3 separate regions of the Homo sapiens genome follow, and regions 1 and 3 are each linked to region 2. A link is a loop called in an ENCODE intact Hi-C map of the cell type or tissue named here. Cell type or tissue: HCT116. All regions are shown on one strand. Links, peaks and the distances in the headings refer to the core of each region. The heading gives the core; the rest is flanking DNA.

What was found. Peaks named below come from ENCODE experiments on the same cell type or tissue, not always from the same donor. Only the 100,000 strongest peaks of a DNase experiment are listed, where the experiment ranks them.
Region 1: it touches region 2 in a loop (6-fold over the local background); 7 of 110 quality-filtered maps call a loop at or near these places.
Region 3: a loop joins it to region 2, with 8 times the contacts of the local background. A loop is called at or near these places in 32 of 110 quality-filtered maps.

Annotation. Positions count from the first base shown.
Region 1 is chr2:234,403,791-234,408,525 of GRCh38, reverse strand. No RefSeq gene overlaps it. Among named protein-coding and RNA genes, the nearest start is that of LINC01891, 48 kb to the left of the region's middle. In HCT116, for the core only: CTCF peaks have their summits at 2,038 and 2,237 (motif pointing right); a DNase peak (open chromatin) is centred at 2,226.
Region 2 is chr2:234,286,634-234,290,356 of GRCh38, reverse strand. It overlaps LOC105373933 (a long non-coding RNA gene), which reads left to right. Exons shown (of 4, transcript XR_007088124.1): 3 at 3,203-3,344. Among named protein-coding and RNA genes, the nearest start is that of LINC01891, 170 kb to the left of the region's middle. In HCT116, for the core only: a CTCF peak has its summit at 1,250 (motif pointing left); DNase peaks (open chromatin) are centred at 406 and 1,226; H3K27ac peaks cover 418 bases.
Region 3 is chr2:234,133,093-234,137,827 of GRCh38, reverse strand. No RefSeq gene overlaps it. Among named protein-coding and RNA genes, the nearest start is that of SPP2, 85 kb to the right of the region's middle. In HCT116, for the core only: a CTCF peak has its summit at 1,999 (motif pointing left); a DNase peak (open chromatin) is centred at 1,977; H3K27ac peaks cover 392 bases.

The sequences.
Region 1 (4,735 bases), core at 1,022-3,521, 120 kb before region 2:
GATCGAGACCGTCCCGACCAACATGGTGAAACCCCATAAAAATACAAAAATTAGCTGGGCATGGTGGCGAGCCCCTGTAGTCCCAGCTACTCAGGAGGCTGAGGCAGGAGAATAGCTTGAACCTGGGAGGTGGAGCTTGCAGTAAGCTGAGATCATGCCACTGTACTCCAGCCTGTTGACAGAGCAAGACTCTGTCTCAAAAAAAAAAAAAAAAAAAAAAAAGATACGGTACTTACCATGAATGGAGCCTGAGCGACTGGAAGTTGCTCTGAGTGGGTGAATGAGTGACTGGTGGGTGAGTGTGAAGGCCTAGGACAGTACTGTACTGTGAAGAGTTTATAAACATTGGACACTGAGACTGAGACTATACTACATTTATAAAAACATTTTCCTGGCTGGGTGCAGTGGCTCACACCTGTAATCCCAGCACTTTGGAAGACCGAGGCGGGCAGATCACTTGAGGCCAGGAGTTCGAGACCAGCCTAGCCAACATGGTGAATCCCCATCTCTACTAAAAATAGAAAAAATTAAAAAAAAAAATTAGCTGAGTGTGGTGGCGCATGCCTGTAATCCCAGCTACTCGGGTGGCTGAGGCATGAGAATTGCTTGAACCCGAGAGGCAGAGGTTGTAGTGAGCAGAGATTGCACCACTGCACTCCAGCCTGGGCAACAGAATGAGACTCTGTCTCGAAAAAACAAAAACAAACAAACAAAAACACCTTTTTTCAATAATAAATTTATCTTACTTTAACTTTTTTACTTTATAAACATTTTAATTTTTAAAAAGTTGACTCTTGTAATAATACTTAACTTAGAACACAAACACATTGTACAGCTGTACCAAATATTTTTGTCTTTATATTCTCATTCTATATGCTTTTTTCTATTTTAAAATTTTCAATTTTTTTAACTTTTTAAACTTTTTTATTAAAAACTAAGACATAAACACACACATTAGCCTAGGCCTACACAGGGTCAGAATCATCTATATCACTGTCTTCCACCTCCACATAACTGTCCCACTGGAAGGTTTTCAGGGGCAATTACATGCATAGAGCTGTCATCTCCTATGATGACAGTGCCTTCTTCTGGAATACCTCCTGAGGGAGCTGCCTGAGGCTGTTTTACAATTAACTTTAAATATATATATATATATATATATATATATATATATATATATATATATGTATATATATATATATGTATATATATATATATATGTATATATACACATATGTGTGTGTGTGTGTGTGTGTAGAAGGAGTGCATTCTGAAATAATGATTAAAAGCAGGGTGTTATAAATATATAAGCCAGTACCATGTACTGTACGTAATTGTATGTGCTACTCTTTTATACAACAGGCAGCATGGTAGGTTGCTTACACCAGCACCACCACGATGTCTTATGCCACGTGAAGATGGCTATGGCGTCACTGCTAGGTGATAGGAATTTTCCAGCTCCATTATAATCCTATGGGATTATCATCATATATGTGGTTCATCCTTGACCCTGACTGTATATTGCTAATCGATTTATAGGCATTCATTATTTATTCTGCACAATAATCATTTATCAGTTTTATGTTTTACAAATATCTTCCCTGTCTTACATGTCATCTTATCACTTTATGATGTCTCTTTTAGGACAAAACTTTTAAATTTTATATCCACAGATTAAAAACATTATTGTCAAATAAAGCACATTTAGAGGAAAAAAAAAACCCCATGAAACCAAATGTACAGCTTAGTGAACTATCGCAGAGCGAATACTTGCAACCTCTCTTCATGTCAGGAGAAAAGTCACAGCCAGCAGCCAGCATCAGTCACTGCTTCCCCTCCCTTCTAGATCCCACGTTCAAGGCAACAGCATCCTCACCTTTCTTTGTGGTTATTTCTGTGAACTTGTATCTCTAAACATTATTAGTCTAGTTCTTCCTATTTGAGGGGCCATTTATATAAATGAAGATACACAGAATGATCTTTTTGTGTGTGTTCTTTCACTTAAGTTTTTGGGAAATTCACAAAATGATTCTAAAATTACTGCGAAAATGGACGTGCCAAGAATAACAAAACAAACTTGAAGAACAACATTGGAGGACTTCATGTTACTGGATAGAAAGACTTCTCATAGAGCTTTGGCAATAAAGACTGCGCGTGCTGTCTTCCATTGTAGGGATACGCTGCGATGTATTCATCCATCGTGGAGTTGGTGGACATTTGTGTTGTTGCCAGCTGGTGGCGGTCATGAATAATGCTGCTACATGCATGCCTGTGTCCATCTCTTGTAACATCTGTGCAAGCATTTCTGTGGGGTATATGCCTAAGAGGGAAATTATAGGTAGGTGGTTGCAGGTAGAGTGACCACACCTTCTCTTTGATTCAGATAGCCCAAGTTTGTGTTTTCGATCATGTCCTAGCTTAATATATTGTCTTATATGAATATCCAATTGTTTTGGAATAATTTACTGTAAAGATGACCATTTTCCCAGTGCTCTAGAACGCCATCTTTGTCATAAGTTAAGTGTTCATATACACTGCTTCTCTTATCGTCTCCACCTGAAAAAACTCTGAATTCATTTGCCAGGTTGAGTGACCCCACCTTATGGAAATGTTTACTCTCTTCCTTCTAGGTGCCTCTCTAGGAGTGCACACCCCCCATCACTCATCATAGGAAGGGGACTCTTGTTTTGGCCAGACTGTAAGGTCTTTGAGTTATGCCTTATTTATTCTTCCTTCTGCCCCAGCCCCTCTGCTAATTACTGAATGGAATGAGTGTATTACCAGCAGTCCTCATCATAACCATGCTGACATTTACCCAGCACTAAGTGCTATATTCATTTGTGATTCATCCTTTGTACACTCTATATGAAGTAGGCACTTCTAGTATCCCACCCTATGAAAGAGGAAACTAGTGCTTTGAAGGAAAGCACCTTGTCCGGGTAACAGAGCTAGGGAGTGGTCAAGCCAGGACTGACAACTGACAACTGTCAGTCTGGCTCCAAGTACTGTCAGTCTGGCTGTGATGAGAGTCATACATTCCATTTACGGAGGTGTCCTTGGTGGAGCTGGACCTTAGAGCTGTAAGTTCAGGCCTGCCAGGTGCTCGCTCTTCTGGCATATCAGCTTCACGTTGAACTGACTGACCATGCTTTCAGGTCATTCCCCAGCCTGACGACAGGCACTAGCCTCACCTGCAGCTGGCTGGAGGTTGCACAGATTTCTCCTACTGTTGGGGGAAAATCCAGAGCAGTTTTTTTTTTCTCTCTCTAGGCTCTATATCAACACAGCAGAGCTCCTGTTTCCTTTCCGTGGAACTCATTTCATTTCTTATTGTGTTCAAACTTCCTTCTTTTGTGTAGGGATTCCCCTATTTCCGGTCAAGCTCTTAATTTTTCTTTGCCTCCATTGCTGTTCAGCCTGAGTATCAGGAAGGATCCCGCCCTCCTTGGAGCTGAGCCCTGGAGCCTCACGGAAGTCTTGCGATGGGACAGGTGCTGCTGAAGGGCATCCGCAGGCTGATAGCAAAGACCCCATCCGGATGCCATCTCTTGCAATCTACCATAGTGATTATGAAGATGATCCCTGGTTATTTTTCTTATAAGAAATCACCTCAAGCCAGCCAGTTGATTAGAAATATTGACAGGTATTCACAGAATAAATTTAATTTGAATTCCTTACACAAGCAAGTTTTCAGAAGGTTCATTTGTTAATCGATTTATCTGGAAATGAGAAAGCCCCTTTTCCATAGAAGTGTAGGTCCACACAGGCTCGTCTAATATAATCTCAAATAATAGATCATTTTAATGAGAAAGGTAGTAAGCAATGCAGTGACATCACTAGTAATGATGCAGTTTTATAATCATACCTCCGTGAAACTCAATATAAAACCTGTCCAAATGTAGAATGCAATGAAAAGTCAATAGGCGGCCGGGCACGGTGGCTCACGCCTGTAATCCCAGCACTTTGGGAGGCCAAGGAGGGCAGATCACCTGAGGTCAGGAGTTCAAGACCAGCCTGGCCAACATGGTGAAACCCCGTCTCTACTAAAAATACAAAAATTAGCTGGGCATGGTGGCAGGCACCTGTAATCCCAGCTACTCAGGAAGCTAAGAAGAATTGCTTGAACCTGGGAGGCAGAGGTTGCAGTGAGCTGAGATCATGCCATTGCACTCCAGCCTGGGGGACAAGAGTGAGACTTCATGTCAAAAAAAAAAAAAAGAAAAGTCAATAAGCAATAGGCTTTTGTGGAGATGTTACATGGAATTTAGAGTTTTTAAGAGCTTTAAAAAAGCCTAACATTATACTTAATTTCACCTTAAAAGTGGGGCTTTATTTTTCCTGGAGCAACTGAATTGATTGTACTACCCAGCGCATATTGATTGTACACTCTTGTTGCCCAGGCTGGAGTGCAATGGTGCTAATCATGGTCAGGTATTACCATGATTAACACCATGGTGAGGACTGGTATTTGTTGAACTGAACATGTCTTTTAACATAAGAATCAGTAAAAGCCATGGGAGCTATTCAAAAACTGTTCCCTCATTCTGTTTTCCCAACAACTATGAGAGAAGGATTATTCCCATTGTAGGAAACTGAAGTCCAGAAAGGATTAAGTTACCCATTAGTAAACTGGATAGATCAGACCCAAGCTATACTCATTCCAATATCCCACATTGCTTCACAAAGAGAGGGAACTGAACAGAGAAGAAAGAGAAGTGTGTGCGCCCCAGCACAA
Region 2 (3,723 bases), core at 46-2,545:
AAGGCTTTCATCTCAGGCATGAATCTGGTGACATCAGGACATTCTCCAGAGCCCATTGGTACAGGCAGATTAGGGCAGGTTTGAGAGATTCTAGAATCAGGTAGATAGTACATTTTGGCATGTCTAGATAATTGAGCTTAGAAATCAAGCAATCCAGCCCCTCACTTTACAGTTAAGGAAATGGAGGTTCAGAGAGATTCTGAGCTCTTCCCCATCTTACATCTGGAAGAGGCCAGGCCAGGGCTCAGATCCAGGGCCTTTCATGAAGCAGCCAGGGCCACATGCCTGGATCACAGCTGGAAAGCTATGCCCTAGCAGGGCTGCTGTTTGCAGCTGTTCAGGCCTTGCCTTGCTTTTTATAGACTGAAGTATGAGCAACACTGCCTGGGGGTGAGCAGTGCACACACTGCACCACTGTCCGGGGAGGCTCTGAGTCAGAGTCAAAGCAAAGGCCTGAGAGCTCCCATCAGAGAGGTCCCATCTCTTGGGCTGGGCTGGGTATGTGGTGAAAATGGAGGCAGGAGGGTGACTCGGAACCTGGACAGCAGTGATGGGTCCCCATCCATGGACACTGGAATTTAGGGTGGAAGACTGGCATTTGGAAAGGCAGGTAAGAACAGACCACTGCCCTGGAGGAAATTTGGGTCTGGGTATAAAGGCATAGAGTGGCAAGATGAGGACCACTCCCCAGAGTCGAGGGTTCATTTGGTCATGAGGGGTCATGAGGGAGGCCCTTGTTACTGCGCCTAGAGTTCAAAGTGCTGCTCACTGAGCCCATGAGCACCTGGCCGGGACACAACATCCTTCCTCCTAGGCTGTGGGCCACACCAGAGCCCAGCCAGCTGGTCAAACTGAGTCAGGAGCAGAGTCCAGCAGGCTTTTACAGCAGACAGACCCTGGAACTCAAAGGGCAGGAGCAGGGCATGGACAGGGGCCACAGTCCCTACAAGCAGGCAGATGCCAAGACCTCTCTGGGAGGTGAAGGTTCAGGTAAAGTGAGCCACGCATCACCTGGGGGTTCAACACTGAATAAAGTATTGACAGAAGTTGGTAATCCCTCAGAGTCACAGGAGTTCAGCTTGCAAGCCATTTGTATGTCACTGTTGTATTTGATTTCGCAAGAACCCCGTGATGAGGTGTTGTCACACGCATGTTACCCACGTGAACTTCACAGGTTACAGGAATGGACAAAACGGGAATTTGAACCTAAGTCCTGGCCTTCCTGGGACGCCCATCCTGCACCACCGCGCCCTCTTCTGGTCACAGAGGGAACTTTTGATGTTAGGCTCAGCTGGTCGTGGGCCCTAACGTAGGGAACAGAGAGGTGTAGGCACTTGACTCAGGTGATGGTGGAGAAGGGCGCGGGGGTGGCTGTAATTAGGGCACAGGTGAAACAGGAGCTTCTAGTAGGTAGATCCTGACCGTGGAGAGAGCATCACGTGTCTGAGCCTGTAAGCAACATTTTGCCGCAACAGGGATGGGAGAACAATTCTCCCAGGCAGCTGCCTCTCACACCGCATCTCTATGTGTTCCCCACAGGCCGTTTCTCCTGCTGGGACACTTTTCCTCTTTCTTATAGGTGAACCTTTTAGTGTTCAGATGTCCTTCCCCGCCCGGCAGGCCAAGGAATAAGCCTAGGCCCACAACTCTATCTTCTGTGTTTCTACAGGCCTTATTTCACATGGTGTTAATTGTAAAGTGTTTTATGATTTTTCTTTCTTAAAAAGCAGCATGGGCTGGGCGCAGTGGCTCACGCCTGTAATCCCAGCACTTTGGGAGGCCAAGGCAGGTGGATCACCTGAGGTCAAGAGTTCAAGACCAGTCTGGCCAACATGGCGAAACCCGGTCTCTACTAAAAATACAAAAATTAGCCAGTCTTGGTGGCAGGCGCCTATAATCCCAGCTACTCAGGAGGCTGAGGCAGGAGAATCACTTGAAGCCAGGAGGCAGAGGTTGCAGTGAGCCAAGATGATGCCATTGCACTCCAGCCTGGGTGACAGAGTGAGACTCCATCTCAAAAAAAAAAAAAAAAAAAAAAAAAGACAACAAACAAAGTAGGATGTTCTCTTTGCAGGTAATGTGGAAAATGTTAAAAAAAATACAGAAGCAAAATAAAAATCACTCTCAATCCAGCTCTCAAGATATAAATGATATAAATCCCATTAGCGTTTGCATGCATCTCCTTTCAAATCATAAGTGCACCATTGGATATGTACTTCACTAATCATGCTATATTCGATGTTGTTGAATAGCATTACCTACGGAAGCGTTATGAAATGTTCTATAAGCCCTCTTTTGCATAGCCTCATCACATTTCATTCTGTGGCTGGCCCATAATTTATATAGTCATTCTTCTTTTATTGGCCATTTCTATTGTCTTTAATCTTACTATTATGAACCATGCTATAAGGAAAAGGTGGTTTGTGAATCTTGATTGCTGGGGTGGAGTCCTGGAAGCAAAATCAAGAGGTCAAAGGATCCAAACAGTTTTAAAGCTCACTATGGTCATGGCCCCACTGCCTCCCAGATGAGCAGCAGCGGTTTCCCCATGGACAGGTGTGAACGTACCCATTGTTCCTGTTCTGCCCTGAACAGCAGGGAAGGTGGGAACACCCTCTCACTTTTTTTTCTTTGAGACAGAATCTTGCTCTTGTTGCCCAGGCTGGAGTGCAGTGGCACGATCTCTGCTCACTGCAACCTCCATGTCCTGGATTCAAGTGATTCTCTTGCCTCAGCCTCCTGAGTAGCTGGGATTACAAGCATGCACCACCATACCTGGCTAATTTTTTAAAAAATTATTTTTAGTAGAGATGGGCTTTTGCCATGTTGGCCAGGCTGGTCTGGAACTCCTGACCTCAGAAGATCCAACCACCTCAGCCTCCCAAAGTGCTAGTATTACAGGCGTCAGCCCCTGCACCTGGGCCTTACTTTTGTTTTAATGTGCCCTTATTTAATTGTCAGTCCAGTTGAGTATCTTCTGCAGATGTGGCTGAAGTCTCTAAAGGAACCCAATGAACAGCAGTTACTTTCCCTACCCACAGAACCAGCAATTTCAGAAATAAGGCCGAAGAGGGACAGAAGGGGCTAAAATACTACCTCAAGTCTTGATAAAACAAAGGCAGAGGCTGCAGCCTCCTGTGGTTGCCAGCTGGGCCTGCTAGATGAGTTATGAATTCAGCAACACCCCCTCTCTCCATCCCAGGCTGACTTCGCTGGACTGACAGCTGGACAGAGAGCTGGCTCGGCCTTCCTTGGTGTGGGAACTGCCTGGGAGACTCAGCATAAAGGAGCAGAGGTGGATCGCTCCTGCAGGCATGTGGTTCCCAAAACAGAAAAGGGGACAGGTGAGCTGAGATCCCAGAGTTTACTTTTCTGAAATGGACTGGCCAGAATTATCTACTTCTCTTAGGGGACAGCTAAGGAATGGGCTGCAAAGAGGTGGTAGGTTTGGAAAAATTTACCAATAAGGCTGTTTGGAGAGTGGGGATGAAGCATTTCTCTACTGCTTTAATCAACCAACTGTATGTTTCTTCTATTAGTGTTATTTTGCATACTATCTACTGGTATTGGCATGTAAAAGTGGTTTGTTAAAGGTCTTTTAAAATGTTTCATTTGTCTTTTCCTCTTATATGAAGTTTTTGAATTATGAGAGTTTTCAATTATTTATTTAGCCACATCTACTATTTTTGACATGCCATTCAATCCTGCAAATCAGCCACCACC
Region 3 (4,735 bases), core at 1,022-3,521, 150 kb after region 2:
TTGCCATTGTGCTGGCGCCAGAGGGCTGTGAAGACTTACGTTCACATGCCCCTTTGAGGGGGTTTTACCAGAATTAAAGGGCTTTCATGGCTTGACCTAATTGTCCTGGGCTGTGGAATTCTTTTTGGTTCCTAGTCAGTGTTCTCACCAAGACCCAACTAGTATAACAAACTTGCTATCGTTGCAGGAAAAAGAACCCATCTCAATGAAATGAGTCACTGGTTGGAAATGTAACCTGCAGGCATTGGAGGCTGTTCTAATTTCTCAAAGAACAAAGGCAGGCAATTTGACAGCTTTTGTTGACTGTCATAGAAATTTCCTGTGAGAGGGAGTCAGTTGCTTCATCTCAAGGAGGTCTGAAGAGGTAATAAGTTGTTTTTTTTGTTTTTTTTTTTTTCAATTGAACAAAATTTATCTAAAACATTTTTCAGCTGGGCACGGTGGCTCACGCCTGTAATCTCAGCACTTTGGGAGGCTGAGGCAGGCGGATCACCTGAGATCAGGAGTTCAAGACCAGCCTGGCCAACATGGGGAAAATCCATCTCTACTAAAAAAAACAAAAATTAGCCGGGCTTTGTGGCGTGCACCTGTAATCCCAGCTACTTGGGAGGCTGAGACAGGAGAATTGTTTGAACCCTGGAGGTGGGGTTGCAGTGAGCCGAGATTGCGCCACTGCACTCCGGCCTAGGTGGCAGAGTGAAACTGTCTCAAAAAATAGCATAATCCCATCTCTGTCACCTACTTGTTGAATGTGTTGATGAAAAGAGTCAAGTTCTGTAAAATCTTTGAAGAGATTTATTCTGAGCCAAATATGAGTGACCAATGGCCCATGACACAGCCCTCAGGAGATCCTGAGAACATGTGCCCAACGTGATCAGGGACAGTTTAGTTTTATACATTTTAGGTAGACATAGGCATCAATCAAATTCATGTAAGATGAACATTGGTTCTGTCCGGAAAGGTGGGTCAACTGGAAGCTGCAGGGCTTGGAGTGGAGGAGGATTCCAGATCATCAGCAGATTCAAAGATTTTCTGACTGGCAATTGGTTGAAAGAGTTAAGTTATTGTCAGAGGACTTAGGAATGTCTGGGTTAAGATAAAGGGTTGTGAAGACCAAGATTTAATCATGCATGTGAAACCTCCAGGTGGCAGGCTTCAGAGAGAATACACTGTAAATGTTCTATCAGTAATTCCAAAAGGGAGGAGGGCATAATGAGGCATGTCTGACCTCTGACCCCTGCCTCCCATCATGGCCTGAACTAGTTTTTCAGGTTAGCTTTGGAATGTCCTTGCAGAGAGGAGGGGTCCATTTAGATGGTTGAAGGGCTCAGAATTTTTCTTTCTTTTCTTTTTTGGTCTACAAATGACTTTGAACAAACTTTGTAATTTCCTTGTGCCTCAGTTTCCTCATCTATAGAATGACAATGATGGTAGTACCCAGCCCATTGTGCTTGTGTGAGGATTAAATACATTGATCTGTGGAAAGTGCTCAAAATGGTGCTTGGCCAGTGGTAAGAGTGACATGGGTGTTATTAGAGGCATCCTGAAAACCATCCTGGGGGCTGCAGGGTAGGCCTGGGCAGCAGGCTTAGAGCACAGCCCCTTCTCGGCCTTCAAGAGCTCTTCCTCCCTGAGGCCCGTGGGGCAGGGTCCAGCGGCCACAGAGACCCGTTCCGTGGTCCCTGGCTGCACTGCACACAACACTCCCACCACTGCTGACCTCCTGGTCTCTCTCACGGGCTGTGCCCCACATCCTCGGCTGCGGTCACTGCACATGAATGTAAAACCTGCTGCACAGGAAGGGTTGAAGGAGGGTGTGATCCTTGGGTGAAGTTCTAATCCCCACCGCCAGCCTCACTGGTCTCCCACAGACAATCAAGATGACAATGGCCACTTCCCAGGGTGGCGGCCAGGGTTGGAGGAGCCAATCCCAGGTCCCAGGTCCGAGGCGGTTGTTGGGCCTTATTGATGCCTGATCGCCATCTAGTGCCCGATAAGAGTCACTGAATCTCTCCCATTACAAACAGCTGGTAACGGTGAATGCAAGACTGGAAGATTCCACTGAAGTCGTTTAGGCTTGGGGCCACCCATTTTAGGAATCCCTTCTAAAGAATCCCCGATCCAGTTTCTGTTTAGAGTTTGATACCGGACTCTGTTGCATTTTTTAAAAACTCTAGGTGTGAAAATCCTATTCCTCAGCTGGAGTCTTATTCCTTACATTTTAACATGCAGTTTTACCCCAAAGGTCCCCAAAATGAATAGCAATAGAGAGGAGAAAGTGTCAAAGTGGGGGAGGCCTGACTCTTGTTGTATACTTGGCTGATATGCGATCACTGTTTCTAAGCATTCAATTCCTTTTCATTTCTTTCTGTCAATTAAGCAGCGCCTGCATTTCAGCTAAGATCCGGGAATAGAAAGGTAACAAAAAATGCACAGACTTTGCTCTCACCAGGCTGAGGCAAGGCCAGCTAAGAGAAAGCTACAGTCAACTGGATGGGACGTGAGGAGAATGAGACCCACGTCCTCAGTCCCCACTGCACCCAGCAATCACCAGGGATCACCCAGGAACCTTTAAACTGATGGCCAGGCTGCCTCCCAGATGCTCACATCTGACTCTGCAGGCCAGGCATTGACCTTTGAAGCCCCCTGTCATGCAGGTGCCCCATGGAGGGTGGGATTAACCGCCATCCAAAATTGGTTAGGCTGCCCAGACTGGTCCCTTCCATTGTTAGGTTGTGAAAAGGGTCACATAATGTGACTTTCTTGGGAGATCAAGTTGGGCTCCATACAGTCCAGGGGGCTTGAGAAAATAAAGTAGGTGCAATGGCAGTAGCATTGGTTCTTACTGTGGTTAAAAGTGAGCCAGCCAGGTTGAGGGTTCCTGCACAGAGGCCAGGATTTGAACTCCCCACGGGCACTCAGGCACCCAGGGAGAAGGCATCAATGTTCTCATCAACTTGCCTGGATGTGGTTCCAGCGGGAGGGAAAGATAACGGATTGAAAGCCATCAGTGGTCAAACATAAAAAATGGAGTCTTTCTCTTTGTTATCTTCCCCCAGGTCATCGCAGACAAGCCTGAGAACCACCCGATCAGATAGTCCATGTTTCCCCAGCCACCGAGGAGAAGAATTACCCTAGGGAACTTACTCAGCACTGATTCCCATGCCTCAACCCACAACCACTGATGAGCATTTCCAAGGATGAGGCTGGTCATGTGAGCATCTGTCCAAGGGGTTCTTATCATCTGGCAGGTTTGAGGAGTGCCGGGCTTGATTCTGGCTGCAGGAATGCACAGGTCACTTCCACTGAGAGCCCCTTTACAGGTGACAAGGGTTTTTCACACACCATGTGACTGACCTTCACACTGTGAGGCAGAAAGGGGAATGTTCGCCCTCATTTTCAGATGGGGAGCCAGGAGCTCAGGGACATCAGAGGAACTCCGGAAACAACAGTGCTGGGAGCCTTGAGGCTCAGCTTCTGGGTCATGCTCCCCATCAGACCTGGCGGGTTTTGCAGTCACTCCTCCACACTTACTTTTTCCTTCACTGTGCATATTGGGTCCTGCAAGAACAATCCCAAGAGAACAGGCCCCGGTCTGGAACAAGGAATCGGCCATCAAGATGGCCGGGGCTCACTGCCGGGATACAAGTGTCTCAGCTGCACGTAACCCAGGAGGGGCGGTGCTGCCCAGCTGGTCTCCTCTTCTCTAAAGGCAACACAAGCAAAAGGCTTTCTTGGTGCAGACTCTAGTCCTCTGGGTCTAGACTCCTGGGGGCACCCAGAAGGATTCCCTTTGGCCTTCTGAGCTCATAACTCCCACCACGTGTGCCATGTTTCTGTGTTTTGGGTCTCACCATTTTCAAGCCGATAGTGGCAAAGACTCTCTGCTTGACTGAACACTAGTCAGCCTTCTAAAACCTCTAGGCCCATCTGAGCACTTTCTTGTAAAACCCAGTTTGAGCAGAGAACCCACTAAATCAGTTGGCAAAAATGCTACACCTTCAATACCTGATCGCCCTTGATATCTAATCAGGTTTCTCATCCTCCACCCCCCCGGGTGCTGTCTGATCACCCTGGCCTGTTTTCAGCTAGAATCCTGGTAGGTTGGTTTAGCCAGAATCCCTTTTAACCCTGAGGATTTCCCTTAGTGGTTTCCATCCACTGCCCCCACCGTGCTCCTTGGCTGTAAATTCCCACTTGCATATGTCATGTTCAGAGTTGAACCTAATCTCTCCCCATCTGCAAAACCCCATTGCCGTGGTCCCAATGCCTATCTTGAGGGCTCCTTATGTGCTTTCACAAGTGTCATTGAATAATTTTTTCTTTAACAATAGATGTAACTGCAAAAAAGTTGCAGAATCTCCTATCATAGTGGAGCAAAAGAAAGAAGTGAACACTCCCAATGAGCCTCCCAGCCCCACTGTCCTCCTTGTGGTCCCCAACGAGTCATGTGAGGGATCAGTTGGATTTGGAGAGCTTGTAATTCAGCCACTCTTCAGGGAGAGTGCATCAGACACTAAATCAATTACTTCGACACATGCTCTTGTAGAGCACAAACATCTCTGACAGGACCACACTTGCTCAGCCCAGGAAACAAGCTACATGTTTCTAGGGAGTGTGTTAATCCAGCTGGTTGGTAGGAATGTGAGTTTCTCCAAACCTACCGCATGGCCTTGGGCTCTGTAGGGAGGCAGGAGTGAGTAATGGCAGTGAGGGAGCTGATCGTAAAATAAGA